Regions from separate parts of the Homo sapiens genome. Here region 1 is linked to region 2. Evidence: chromatin contacts called from ENCODE Hi-C or POLR2A ChIA-PET data. All regions are on one chromosome and are shown on one strand. Each heading gives the region's core, a stretch centred on a gene start or an enhancer-like site at or near the end of the contact. The rest is flanking DNA. Distances are from core to core; before and after follow the strand shown. Region 1 overlaps EFL1 (elongation factor like GTPase 1). Region 2 has its middle 34 kb from the start of LINC01583.

What was found. Hi-C counts contacts between places; a loop is a spot of excess contacts on that map. ChIA-PET counts read pairs that join two places held with the same protein, here RNA polymerase II (POLR2A). Pooled maps may share reads with other maps.
Region 1: a loop to region 2 is called in a map of chondrocyte, with 2.6 times the contacts of the local background. The contact joins two enhancer-like sites. A Hi-C loop is called at or near these places in 3 of 168 maps with a recorded cell type or tissue (adrenal gland, chondrocyte and stomach), 1 of 37 single-sample maps with no recorded cell type and 1 of 50 pooled maps. POLR2A ChIA-PET finds 5 or more read pairs at or near these places in 2 of 52 experiments (H1 and OCI-LY7).

What each region holds. Positions count from the first base shown.
Region 1 is chr15:82,174,961-82,180,798 of GRCh38, reverse strand. The region is part of intron 15 of EFL1 (elongation factor like GTPase 1); the gene reads left to right. Among named protein-coding and RNA genes, the nearest start is that of EFL1, 85 kb to the left of the region's middle. Within about 2 kb of position 3,383, at least 3 of the 41 ENCODE cell types and tissues checked have a DNase peak (open chromatin) inside an H3K27ac peak, as active enhancers do.
Region 2 is chr15:82,119,337-82,125,534 of GRCh38, reverse strand. No RefSeq gene overlaps it. Among named protein-coding and RNA genes, the nearest start is that of LINC01583, 34 kb to the right of the region's middle. Within about 2 kb of position 2,619, at least 3 of the 41 ENCODE cell types and tissues checked have a DNase peak (open chromatin) inside an H3K27ac peak, as active enhancers do.

The sequences.
Region 1 (5,838 bases), core at 2,134-4,633, 54 kb before region 2:
GCCATGATTGAACCACTGTACTCCAGCCTGTCTTAAAAAAAAAAAAGAAAGAAAAATTACCCGTATACCATGTGTATCTTCTTACCAAGTATACCAAGAAGTATACCTTTTTATGTTAAAAGGGGAGAGGGAAGGATCTTATATGATTAATGTTATTTTATTCTACTTTACTTTTTATAAAAATCAAAATATATCTTAGTGTTTTTTTGCTACTGGATCATAGAATTTGTTGTCACATTCAGATTGACCATATGATTTCTCATGGCTGAATAAATTTTATGTTTTTCTAAAACTAGTCCCTTTTAATGGATAATTAGTCTATTGCCATGGTCATTGTTTTTCCTGTTTGAGGCAGTGTTTCAGTGATAATCACTATATTTTATTGTGGTGGTGGTTGGCTGGTTTTTTTTGTTTGTTTTTTTTTTGTTTTTTTTTTTTTGCCAGTTTAATCGCAGTTACTGCTTCATTTTAACCAATATGTAACACAAATTGGGTTCACTCATTCAACAAATATCTGTGGAGGATCTGCTAGATGCCAAGCATAGCAATTCTGGTGAGTATCTGAGTAGAGAGACAGTAAGGCCATAGTGAGTAGGAGTTGGGGAGTGGGGACGGGGAAGAGTTAAGAGATTAGAGAAAAGAAGATAGCATAGCTGGAGGTGCTGAAGCAACACCTGAGGTCTTCCTAAGTGTGATCAGTAGAGGTGTGGAAGCTGGGATAGAATAGAGTTAGTACTCTCTCACAGTTTCCTTGCCTGATTCTATTTAGATTGTCAAGGTACTTAGTCCCTCACTTAGTTCCAGTCAATGTTAGTTTTAAACCAGTTTTACCTGTAGGGAGATATTTGTAGACCAGGGACCTAGTATTTATTTGCCCAGCACTTTTGCTCTTCTGTAAGGATGATTCAGGGTTTAGATACTGGTCTCTTTGGAATTATTGTTTCACCCTCTCCACCTTGATGTCCCCGCCCCCCGCCCCGTTTCTGTGCATACCCAGCCATATAGAAGTGAGGGTGGACCCCTGCCTCTTTGTCCCCACCAGTTAGTCCAACTCCCTTTTCCTTCTCTACCAGCCACATTTGGCATTTTTACTTTTCTTTCAGTGGAGGGAGGGAGGGCCACTGTGAAGGAGATTTCAATGATTGTGGAAAGGAGAGTATATATTATGACTTAGCCTTAGAAAATATAGCCTTCTTATCTGGGAGATACTGAGGAAACATGGTACAGAGGAAAAAAAGCTGTGGTCTAGAAGTCAGGAAAACTGGGCTCTCTCCAGAACTGCCAGGGATTGTCTGGGATGAGCCTTTCCCCATGCTACCCTCAGATTCCTCATTAGTAAAGTAGGTGCAATCTAAGTTGGGGTTTACTTTTTTGTCATTCTGTCTTTAAAATCAATCAGAGACAGTGCTGTTTTACAAGCAAACTATAAAACTTGCTTGCAAAGCTTTAAAAAAAAATTCATGTTAACTAAAACAGACCATTTTAGAGATGATTTTGTTTACCTGATGAGGTACTGGGTCTGGAGACCTGACTGCTTCCATATCTCCCTGAAGGCTTTTCTCATTACCTGAGTATACTAGGAAGTATTGCCACCTCTTCTGCTACCTAAGCCAAATCCAATGAGCCATTCTTTTTTTTATTTATTTAATTTGTTAGAGAGAGGGTCTCACTCTGTTGCCCTGGCTAGATTGCGGTGGCACGATCATAGTTTACTGTAACCTCGAACTTCTGGGCTCAAGTAATCCTCCTGCCTCAGTCTCCTAAGTAGCTGGGACTACAGGCGTGTGCCACCATGCCTGGGTAATTTTTATTTTTTTATTTTTTATTTGTTTTGAGACAGAGTCTTGCTATGTTTCCCAGGCTGGTCTTGAACTCCTGGGCCTCCTTCCTCAGCCTCCCAAAATTCTGGGATTATAGGTGTGAGCCACCATGCTAAGCCCATTTTCTTTATGGAGAATAGTAATGCAAACAGTTAAGTACCAAGGATTAGCTTCAGTATAGACTGTGTTATTTTCTAGGGTTCAGAGGAGGGGCATGTCCAGAGAATTGGTAGAATGAGCTCTTGAAAGTGATTGGGATACCTCCTGGAATGAAATTCCTCCTAAGGGAGAAGAAACCAGGCATGACAGGGTAATCCAGTAGTCAAGCCTTAGTCTCAAGAGGGAGGAATGATGTGCTGCCTGTCACTTGATTTGCCTTTTGGCCCAGCCCTATTGCTCCGCTGATTGAGACCTTTGGAAGGCAAGAGTAAAACCTGAAGAACTGACCTCTGTAAGACATTGGGTCACCACAATGCCTTTTTCCCTCTAAGAGAGTGAAGCACAAGGAAGGAGCATTTCCACTACTCCAGAAACTACTGCAGAGTTTGGGCACCCTGACAACCCTAGTGTTCATGTATCTATGGCAAGTGTGAGCTCGTGGGCCCATGAGGAATTTCCACTAGGATGCCCAGATTAGTTGATAGACACATTCCAAATAAGGCCCCGTATGAACTGGTGTGGACAGAGAGCCAGTGTGATTTGGTGGTTATTATTAATCAGACTTCACTGGTAGTCATAGGCTGGGAAGCCTTGAAAAAATTGTTTACATTAGTCTGTCTTGTGAAAGCTTCTTCAAAGATGCTCTGTCAGCATGTTAGCTTTGTATTACAGTGGAATTCTTTAGTTTGTTGCTGATAAATCTAAAGAATGCTTATTGAGAAAAGACACCTGAGTATCCCTGATAGAGTAAAGGGGCTTCCCCTGAAAATCCCTTATGACTCTTCTATTTGGGGCCAATTAAAAATGACAATCTTACCTCACAGTATTTTTGGGGTCTTTATTCAGAGAGTCACATATGCAAGACCATCACATTCCATACTATGGAAATCATCAACTTGAAATAACTTTCACATTATTTTCCTAACCTACATTTTGCAGCACTTTCTCTCTGGTTTTCTCAGAGCCAAAGAAATATTTCCCATGATGTGAGCTGAGATTATTTTACTCTGCTAGTGGTTAGATTTTGGCAGTGGTAGATGGTAAAAGTGGAAGGAGACACTTGAAAATTCTTTGGGTAGTGTGTTGGATGTTTTTTAATAAATAAATAAAGGCAGCAGTAGAGAAGCATGTGGTGCTGGGACTTGTTTTGCTTTCCCAAAAAATGAAGCAGACCAAAATCAAGGAACAGTTTTCTGAGCCTTTTTGAGCGTCTTCCAATGGGTATTTAAAAGACCAAAAACTTCATGTGAACCACAATGTCAGGAGCCAGAGGGTAGACAGAAGTATGCAGCCAGGAGGAGGCTGTTTACACGCACTTGAATAAGGAAGTGATTTGGTTGAGGACAGACCTGGCCAGGAGAATCAGTGTAAAGACTTCGCAATGAAAGCCACATTTTATTAGTCATTAGAGGATGTGGAGAAAAAAGATACAAGGAGATGAACCATGTGCTCTCCCCTTTGCTGCCAGTTCTTTTTTAAAGGTTCTGAAATGGTTTATTTTTATTAGTTGCAGTTATTAGCATCTCTAAAAGACTCAGAAACACTTAAAATACCCATGTAATTTGTGTCAAATAACATTTTAAGTATACTTATTGATGCATAAGATGCACATAGAAAAGTATGCAAATCTTAAATGCACAGCTTGATGAATTTTCATAAACTGAACATATGCCAGTGTAACTAGTACCCAGACCCAGAAACAGAACCTTACAAACATCCCAGAAGCCAAGCTCCTTTCGAATTACTGCCACCGCACCCCTTCACCCTATTAGATTTACCTGATTTTAAGCTTTATATATAGAATGTGCTCTTGCATTGGGCATTTTTCATTTAGCATTCTGTTTATGAGGTTCATCCATGTCATGGCACATGGTTGTGATTTGCTCATTCATGTTACTGTGTTGTGTGACTACCAGTTTATTTATCCACTCTTCTGTTGGTGGATATTTAAGTAATTTCCAGTATTTGACTATTATGAATATTGTCACTTTGAATATTCTTATACATGTCTTTTGGTTAATGTGTCTGCTTTCTGATGGAAGAGAAATTATTGGGTCATAGAGTAGGCATATGCTCAAGCTTAGTCAATGTACCACTTTATGCTTCCACCAGGGGTATCTGAAAGTTCCAGTTGCTCTGTATCTTTGTCCATACTTGTTTTTGCTTTCATTCGAGTCATTTTTGTGTGTATGGGGTAGTATATTACGTAGATTTTGCTGGTGACTAGAGAAGTGAAAGGTCCTTTTCATTTATATATTGACCATTGTTGTTTACTGATTTGTGGGATGCCTGTTAAGTCTTTACCCACTTATAGATTCTCTGCCTTTTTTGTATTGATTTATAGGCATTCTTTATATATTCTGCATAAAAGTCCCTGGATGGGTATATGTATTGCAAATATTTTCTCCTTTGCGAGTTATCTTTCTGCCATCTAATGATGTCTCTTGATAAACGGAAGTTCTTAGTTTTAATATAATCTAATATTTTTCAATTTTTTCTTTTACGACTAACGCTTTTTGTGTCTTGTTTAAGAAATCTGCTTATTCCAAAGTCATGGTGATATTCTATGTTGTTATTCCATAAGCTTTTTTTTGTTTTACTTATTGTATTTAGATCTGCAATCCGTCTGACATTGGTTTTTGTAACAGAGGTCAGGTGGGAGTCAATGTCAATTATTTTTTTCAATCAGGTATCTGGTTGACTTAGAACCATTATCACATCCCCACTGTACTGCAGTGTCACCATTGCCAAATATCAGTTTGTGTAGTTTACATCTTCAATAATGGCAGCTCTTTAATTCAAAAATTATAGTAGCTTGTGTCTAATAACTTTTCCTGGTAAAAATTATAATTTTTTGGTTTTAAAAGATTACTTGTAATCTCAATACTAGCATTCCTACAGTTTGTATTTTAGTTATTATTATTCTATTTTTATATCATCCTATTTACATTGAATTACATATTCTACTTTATTTCTAAGTAATCTTCAAAATTCAGTTTTTAAGATGTAGTCTTGCTCTGTTGCCCAGGTCTTGAACCTCCTGGGTTCAAGCAATTCTCCCACCTCAGCCTTCCGAGTAGCTGGGATTACAGGTGCCTGCCACCTTGCCGGCTAATTTTTGTATTTTTAGTAGAGACGGGGTTTTGCCATGTTGGCCAGGCTGGTCTTTTAACTCATGACTCCCAAAGTGCTGGGATTACATGCGTGAGCCACTGCACCCGGCCAATACTGTGTTTTTATAACATAAAATTAAAACCCATAACTACTGTAGTATAAAACCCCATTCATATTGAAAATGGTATTAATACCAAAAATTCAACCTGTAGTTCTGGTTATTTCATTGATCTACTAAGTAAGAAAGAAAATGTGAAGGTTGTATTTTTTCAGTCCACAATAACAGAACTGCTTCTGTTCTTGTGCTGCTTCTCACCAGGAAGTAATGCGTGCCCTGGAAAAGATAACTGGCTTGACTTGAAATGATCTGTATTTGCTTAAAAATTAGTTAACATTCTAATATTGTTACTTTTGCCTAATATTGTTACTTCAAGTAAGCTGTATCAGTGTCATAGTCAGTACCTGTGCCACATCAAGATGCAGACGTAGGGCAATAGTCTCAAAAATCCCAAGCTTTTGAAGCTTGGGATTGGAATAAATACTCAGTAATAATGTGACTGCACTGTAAAAATGCTTCAGGAGCACTTACAATAAGAAAATGTGAGAAAATAGAATGTGGGATTTCTGTCTTCATCTCTGTCTCCCCTGTGGTGCACAGCATAAGTTTATAAGTATTAGTCATTACTAGACACTTAATGAAATAAATCTAAAAAGCACAGAAGACATATGACATATTCTTTCAGCA
Region 2 (6,198 bases), core at 1,370-3,869:
CCCTTCATTCATTCATTCCTTGTGAATCCCCAGCAGTTACTGGTGACAGCTGAAAGAGGAGCTACTGGGAAGTGCTTAGCAGCACCATGTGGGCTTGACCTAGCAAGTGTTGAACAAGAAACAATTTCTTGTCTGCATGGCCCTCCCTGGCATTCCCAGTTCCTGAAACAACCCTGCCCCCAACTCCCTCTCTCCCCTCTGCTTTGGCAGCGGCACCCAACGCTACTCTGGTACTCAAGGTACCCACGGCTACCTTGCCTCAGACCTAGAAACTTTAAACTCTGCTGTGCTTCATTCTCACCTGTCTTCCCACAACTGCCAGCCCACCATTTCTCTCACCTTTTTATCCCCTTTTGGCTTCATTTTCTTTGCTCTTCATTCAGCCTGGACCCCAATACCAGTCTGTCCAAAGGCTCACCAACACACTGATCTTCATCTTCCCCATCCAGCCACGCCACTCAACACAGCCATCTCCCCACACTGACTTTCTTGGAGGCACCTGTTGCCTTCATTGCCAGAGCCAAAGTTTACTTTCAGTCCCCTGCCACCTCTTCAGTACCTCTGCCACCGTGGCCCCTCCCTCCTTTCAAAGAGCAGGAGGGCCAGGAAGCCATAGAGGAAGCAGTTCATAGAAAGGTAGTATGTGTGGGTGCTGTAGTCATTCAGGAACAGCCCCCAGGGCACCCACCACGTGGGGCAGCACAGGCAGCCTGGTGCCCAGTGAATTGAGCCCAGCAGGAGGAACCTGATGAGCAGCACCCGCAGGGACAGGAAAGGACCAGAGCCTTCTAGGAAGGTGACAGTGGGCTTCAAGGCTGAGGGGGTAAATCTCTACAGTGGATGAACAGCCCCTGCCCTGGCCTGATTGGACATTTGGAGGCAACCGATATATCAGTAATGGCTTTCAAAGCCTAGTCTAGAGGAGCTCACCTCCGCACATGCCCACCCCACCCCCAAGCTGAACAGTTCCCCCTGCAGGACGTCTGCTGCTATAGAGAAGAGAGGCTGTAAGAGGGGGACAAGGGCCAGGGAGCTGCCCTAGACCAGACTCCAAGGGACCGATGCCAAGTTGTACAAAGTCCATTGGCAAAGGACTTGAGAGGTGGGAGGGACATTTTGTTAAATTGGGGCCCCTCGATACCTGTTGGATCCTAGGTTTGAGTTATTCATATCTACAGTAACTCTAAGTTTTCTCCTTTGCAGTAGGCAGGAGGGGAGACCCTTTGGAAACAGCACCCTGCTTTGCTTTCGGGAAGTCTTATCATCTCTACTCAGTCCATGAGGTTTGCGTGGGTTTGACAGTACCACACCTGCATGTGATCCAGGCTTGGACAGTCACTCAAGTCCCTTGGTATCAATGGAATGGACATGTGACCCAAGATGGTCCAGTGAGTGTCAGCCTCAGGGCTTGTGGGAAAGAAGCACCACAGTTTTGGTTTTTTGTTTTTGTTTTGTTTTTGTTTTTGTTTTGTTTGAGAAGGAGTCTCACTCTGTCACCCAGGCTGGAGTGCAATGGTGCAATCTCAGCTCATTGCAAACTCCGCCTCCTGGGTTCAAGTGATTCTCCTGCCTCAGCCTCCCAAGCAGCTGGGACTACAGGCGCCCACCACCACACCCAGCTCATTTTTGTATTTTTAGTAAAGAGGGGGTTTCACCATGTTGGCCAGGGTGGTCTCAAACTCCTGACCTCAGATGAACTCCCCGCCTAGGCCTCCCAAAGTGCTGGGATTACAGGCATGAGCCACTGCACCTGGCCATACCACAGTTTTTTATTAAAACTGCTATGTCAGTAAAAACACCTGGGCTGCTGGCAGCCATCTTTGTCACATGACATGATCCTACTAGAGAAGGAAGCTAGCATAGGAAAGTAGAGCTGAGAGATGAGGAGGGACCAATTTCTGATAGCATTGTTTTGAGCATCTGAATTCTGTACCTTACCCCTGGACTTTTAGTTTCATGAGACAATAAGTTCCCCTTTTGTTTGTTTAAATCAATTTGAGATGAGTGTCCATCACAAGTAATGAAGATTCTTGACCAATATAACACCTTTGATCATGCCACCCGCCTGCCCAAAAATGTTTGGTGGTTCCCCATTGTCCCCACACCCTTGTCCTGTCTCCTCTTCATCTTTCAAAATCTGTCTCTAGTGCCATCTTCATTAGGATGTCACCTTCCCTGTGGCTAACCAAACTTGAGCTTATCTTTATCTGAAGCCCATATTATTTTTATCTATTTTATGGTATCCAACATGTTCTGATAAGTGTAGTAGTGATTTGTGTATGGATCTTACCCCATCTACTTATTTGAAAGCCCCTTGAGTGTAAAGATTTTCCTACCATTCTGTGCCTTGCTCAGCAAACCCTAGTAGACGTGTAGTGACTAGGCTACGAATATACATGTAGTCAGGTAAAAGTACATCAAAAACACAGGTCTCCTGGCTCCCATTCCAGTGCTTCTCCCAGTATGTCACGCTTACTGAGGGAAAAGTCTGAGTAGTCTGGACAAGTTATAAAGCAGGATTCTCAAAGTGCAATCCCCTGACCAGCAACATCGGCATCATCTGGGAGCCTGTGAGTCATGCAGATTCTCAGCCTTCACCTCAGACCTCCCAGATCAAATTCTGGGTGTGGGCCCAGCAAGCTGTGTTTTAACAAGCCTTCCAAGTAACTCTGACACATGCTCCAGTCTGAGAACCAGTGCTGAGATTTCAGTTGACATTTACATAATATATTTCCTTTTTGAAATGTTTAACTACTTCATGATTTACAGATAAAAATGCACACTATTCATCTTGAGTCTCATGTTAAGTAAAATTTGCAAGGCGTCATTTGGGTAATTAATTTTCTTCCACTTCACAGTAGATACAGAAATTCTTAAGTCTTTTTGAATGTATACACGGTTATTTTAGGATTGGGATTCTCAAACTAAAGGTGAGAGAACTCACAAAAAAAAAGTCTATTTAATTTTTTAAAGAGCATCCATATAGTGTTCATTCTGGGCAGAATGTTGATGGACAGAGGAAGGAGCTGTTTGCCTTTCAAACCCAGTAGGGACCAGAAAGGGAGGAACGGAGTGTCTTTACCAGCTCAGAGATCTGGGGCACTTATAAAAGTACTTTTAAGGAGAAAGGATTGAATCAAACGGAAAAGGTTGTTTGAACATCAGATTTAGATGTTTCCTTTTTTATTCGCCCTAATTCAAAAAAAAAGTGACCTTATGAGCTGTCTAGTTGTGAGTTTTTATACCCCCCTCCCTTCTTTTATCTTTTTTTTTTTTTAAGAAAATATCTAGAAAAATCAGTGCTGGGGAATTTTTCTGTCACGTGTTTCATGTGAGATCATTGAAAATACACTTCATTTCATATACTTTTTCTTTCAAAGGCATTTTCTTTTATTCAAATAACTTCACTTTTGAGAATGTCAATTACAGGTGAATTCATTTGGCTGTTTTCAGAGGCTTTGAAGTATTTTTTTAATTGCCAACCCCACCCCCAGTTGTTCCAAATTAATAGGATTTAGCATTTGGAATGGAGTTTGATACAGAAAAAGTGGTGATCACTGGTCAACTCTTTCTCTGAAAAAGGCAGAAGTACTGTCAAGTCTGAGACCTCCTGGTCTCTGGGCTTGTCTCTTTGAGAGCTAATTTCCTCCTCTGAAAAGGTTAAGATTTCCTAAGTAATGTGCAAGGAGCCCTACTCAAATGTAACCTGAATTTGCCAGTCTGACAAGATCACTGGCCTAATGGCCCTGTTAATGTAGGACCTCCCGCCCCTTCCTCCCACTCCCAAATATTTCAGGGGGCTCCCGAGGGTGTCCCACATAGGCTCGTGATCAAATCTGCTTTCTCTGGGCACTGTTCTAAAGGGGCACCACTGCTCCTACCCCTCCCCAACCTGTGGCTTCTTCACTATTTCTCACTGCACCCCAGTCCCTACCAGCTTTTGCTATCCCATGCTGCTGCCAGAGCTGTGGAAATGGACTTTTTTTTTTTTTTTTTGTCTTTTCCCCTTTGCATTGTATTGGTGAAGTCTCAAAGCAGTGGGCTCTGTGTTGCAAGGATTTATGGAGTTTTGAGTGAATTGGCATCTTGGTACTTGCTCTCTATTAGAATCCAGAGAGGTGTCCTTACAGCCCAACTTGGGACAGATTCAAATAGTATCAGCTATACTCAAAATTATTGCTCCCTTCTGTTACTCAGCCAATTGTTTGCCACCTTCTCATTGTATCTGTTTCTCCCAGAAGGTCCCTCAGAATCCCCAACAAATAGACTTTTTTAGGTCCTGTCCCACCATCCATCAGGCAAGCCCAAGCAAGCCTGCACCTCGGCAATAAACAACCTGAGGTCTCCTAAACCCGTGTGGCTCAAATTTGGCTGCAGATTTGAATGACCTGTGGAGCTTTAAAAATCACTGATGCCTGGATTTTACTGCCAGAATTTCTGATTTAATGAGTTTTTGGGTATGGCCTGGGCATCAAGAGATTAAGAGCTCCACAGGTGACTCTAATGTGGGACCAACTTGGAGAACCACTGCCCTAAGTACATGTCCTCTCATTTATCACAGCCATCCCACTAAGTGGCCGCTGTTTATTACCCAGTCTCCAGAAATTGAAGCCCAAAGAGATGGAGTTACCTTTCCTAGGGTCACACAGCCTAGTAAGTAGAGAAATATATCACTTAGAACTCTGTTCGACTGTATGGGACAAAAACCTAAGTACGAGTCTTCAGCAAGATGTTTGTTCCTCTCACATAAGAGAAATCTGGCGAGGCTGTTCAAAACTGGTAGGGTGACTGACTACAGAGTCATCAGGGACCCAGGTTCTTTCTGTCTTTCTGATGCACTGCCCTACAGACGGCTTCCATCCTCAAGTTTGCTCGTGATTTGTGGTGGTGACTGGAGCCCTCAACTTTACTTCGATATTTTGGGTAGGAAGGGCAAAAAGGTCTTCAGCTGAGACAACCCTCTGTAAAGTCTTCCAGAAGCCCCACCAACAACTTTAATTGACATTCCATTAGCTGCCCAGGTTACGGTGGGCAAGGTAAGTTGGGAAACATGTCCATTTTAGAGTTCATTAGTGGGGAGAAGGGCAGCATGGTTATTAGCTAACCAGCAGTCTTTGCCCCACTGAGCCCGGTTGCTAACTCAGATCTGACTCTGTCCAGGCTCTTCAAAATCAGTTATTAGGATTTAGTGAGACAAATTAACATTTTAAAATAGCTTGTAGAAAGTGTATTTGGGATCATGCTCTTGGTTTCATATTTGCTCTATGCAGTGCCCTGAAAAGTTTAGTCTGATTCACTTTTAATGATCAAAATATTTTCAGACCTGCAACTTTAACCATTAAAAGGAATCTCAATTTCCAAAGCAAATATAAGATAGGAGTTTTGGCATCAGTTCTGAACAGCTTAATTTGGCTCCTTGCTATATGTGTAGCTCCTTCTAAGGAGACCCCCCACAACTGTCATTATATTTTATAATACGGTGGTAGCATTGGCTACATGGATGTCCATCGAGTTCATCCATAGGTGGCAGCAGGGTGAGGATTAACAGCTGGACATGATATCAAGGGAGCTAGAGAGGAGCTGGACATTGTGGGCAACTGTATTCTCTGACTCTGACAAGCAGCGTTGGGAAGAGGCCCTGCCCAATTCAGTAATATGTGTTAAAATGTAAGATAGTCATATGCTTTAACCTAGCCATCTTTTTAGCAGTCTCTCCTACAAAACCATGTACACAACACAGATATATCCAAACCAGGCTTTGTATGATAGCTCCCAAATGGAAGAATTCTCTCAGTGGAGAATTGCTTAAACTATGATACATTTGAACAGTGGATCACTAATAGCCATTAGAAAGATGGAAGATCTCTACTTAATGATACAGAATTTAAAGATATATTGAAATGTAAAAAGCCAAGTTACAAACTATATTTTGTTTGAATTCATTTTTATTATGTATTTATAATATATGCACACATTGTTAAATGCCTAGAAGCTGGGTGCAGTGGTGCATGCCTACAGTCCCAGCTACTCAGGAGACTGCGGTAGGAGGATCACCTGAGGCCTGGAGTTCGAGGCTGGTTGTGTGCCTATGATCACACCTGTGAATAGCCACAGCACTCTAGCCTGGGCAACATAGTGAGACCCCACCTCTGAAAAATAATAAGTAAGTAAATGTCTAGAAAAACTCTGAAGATACAT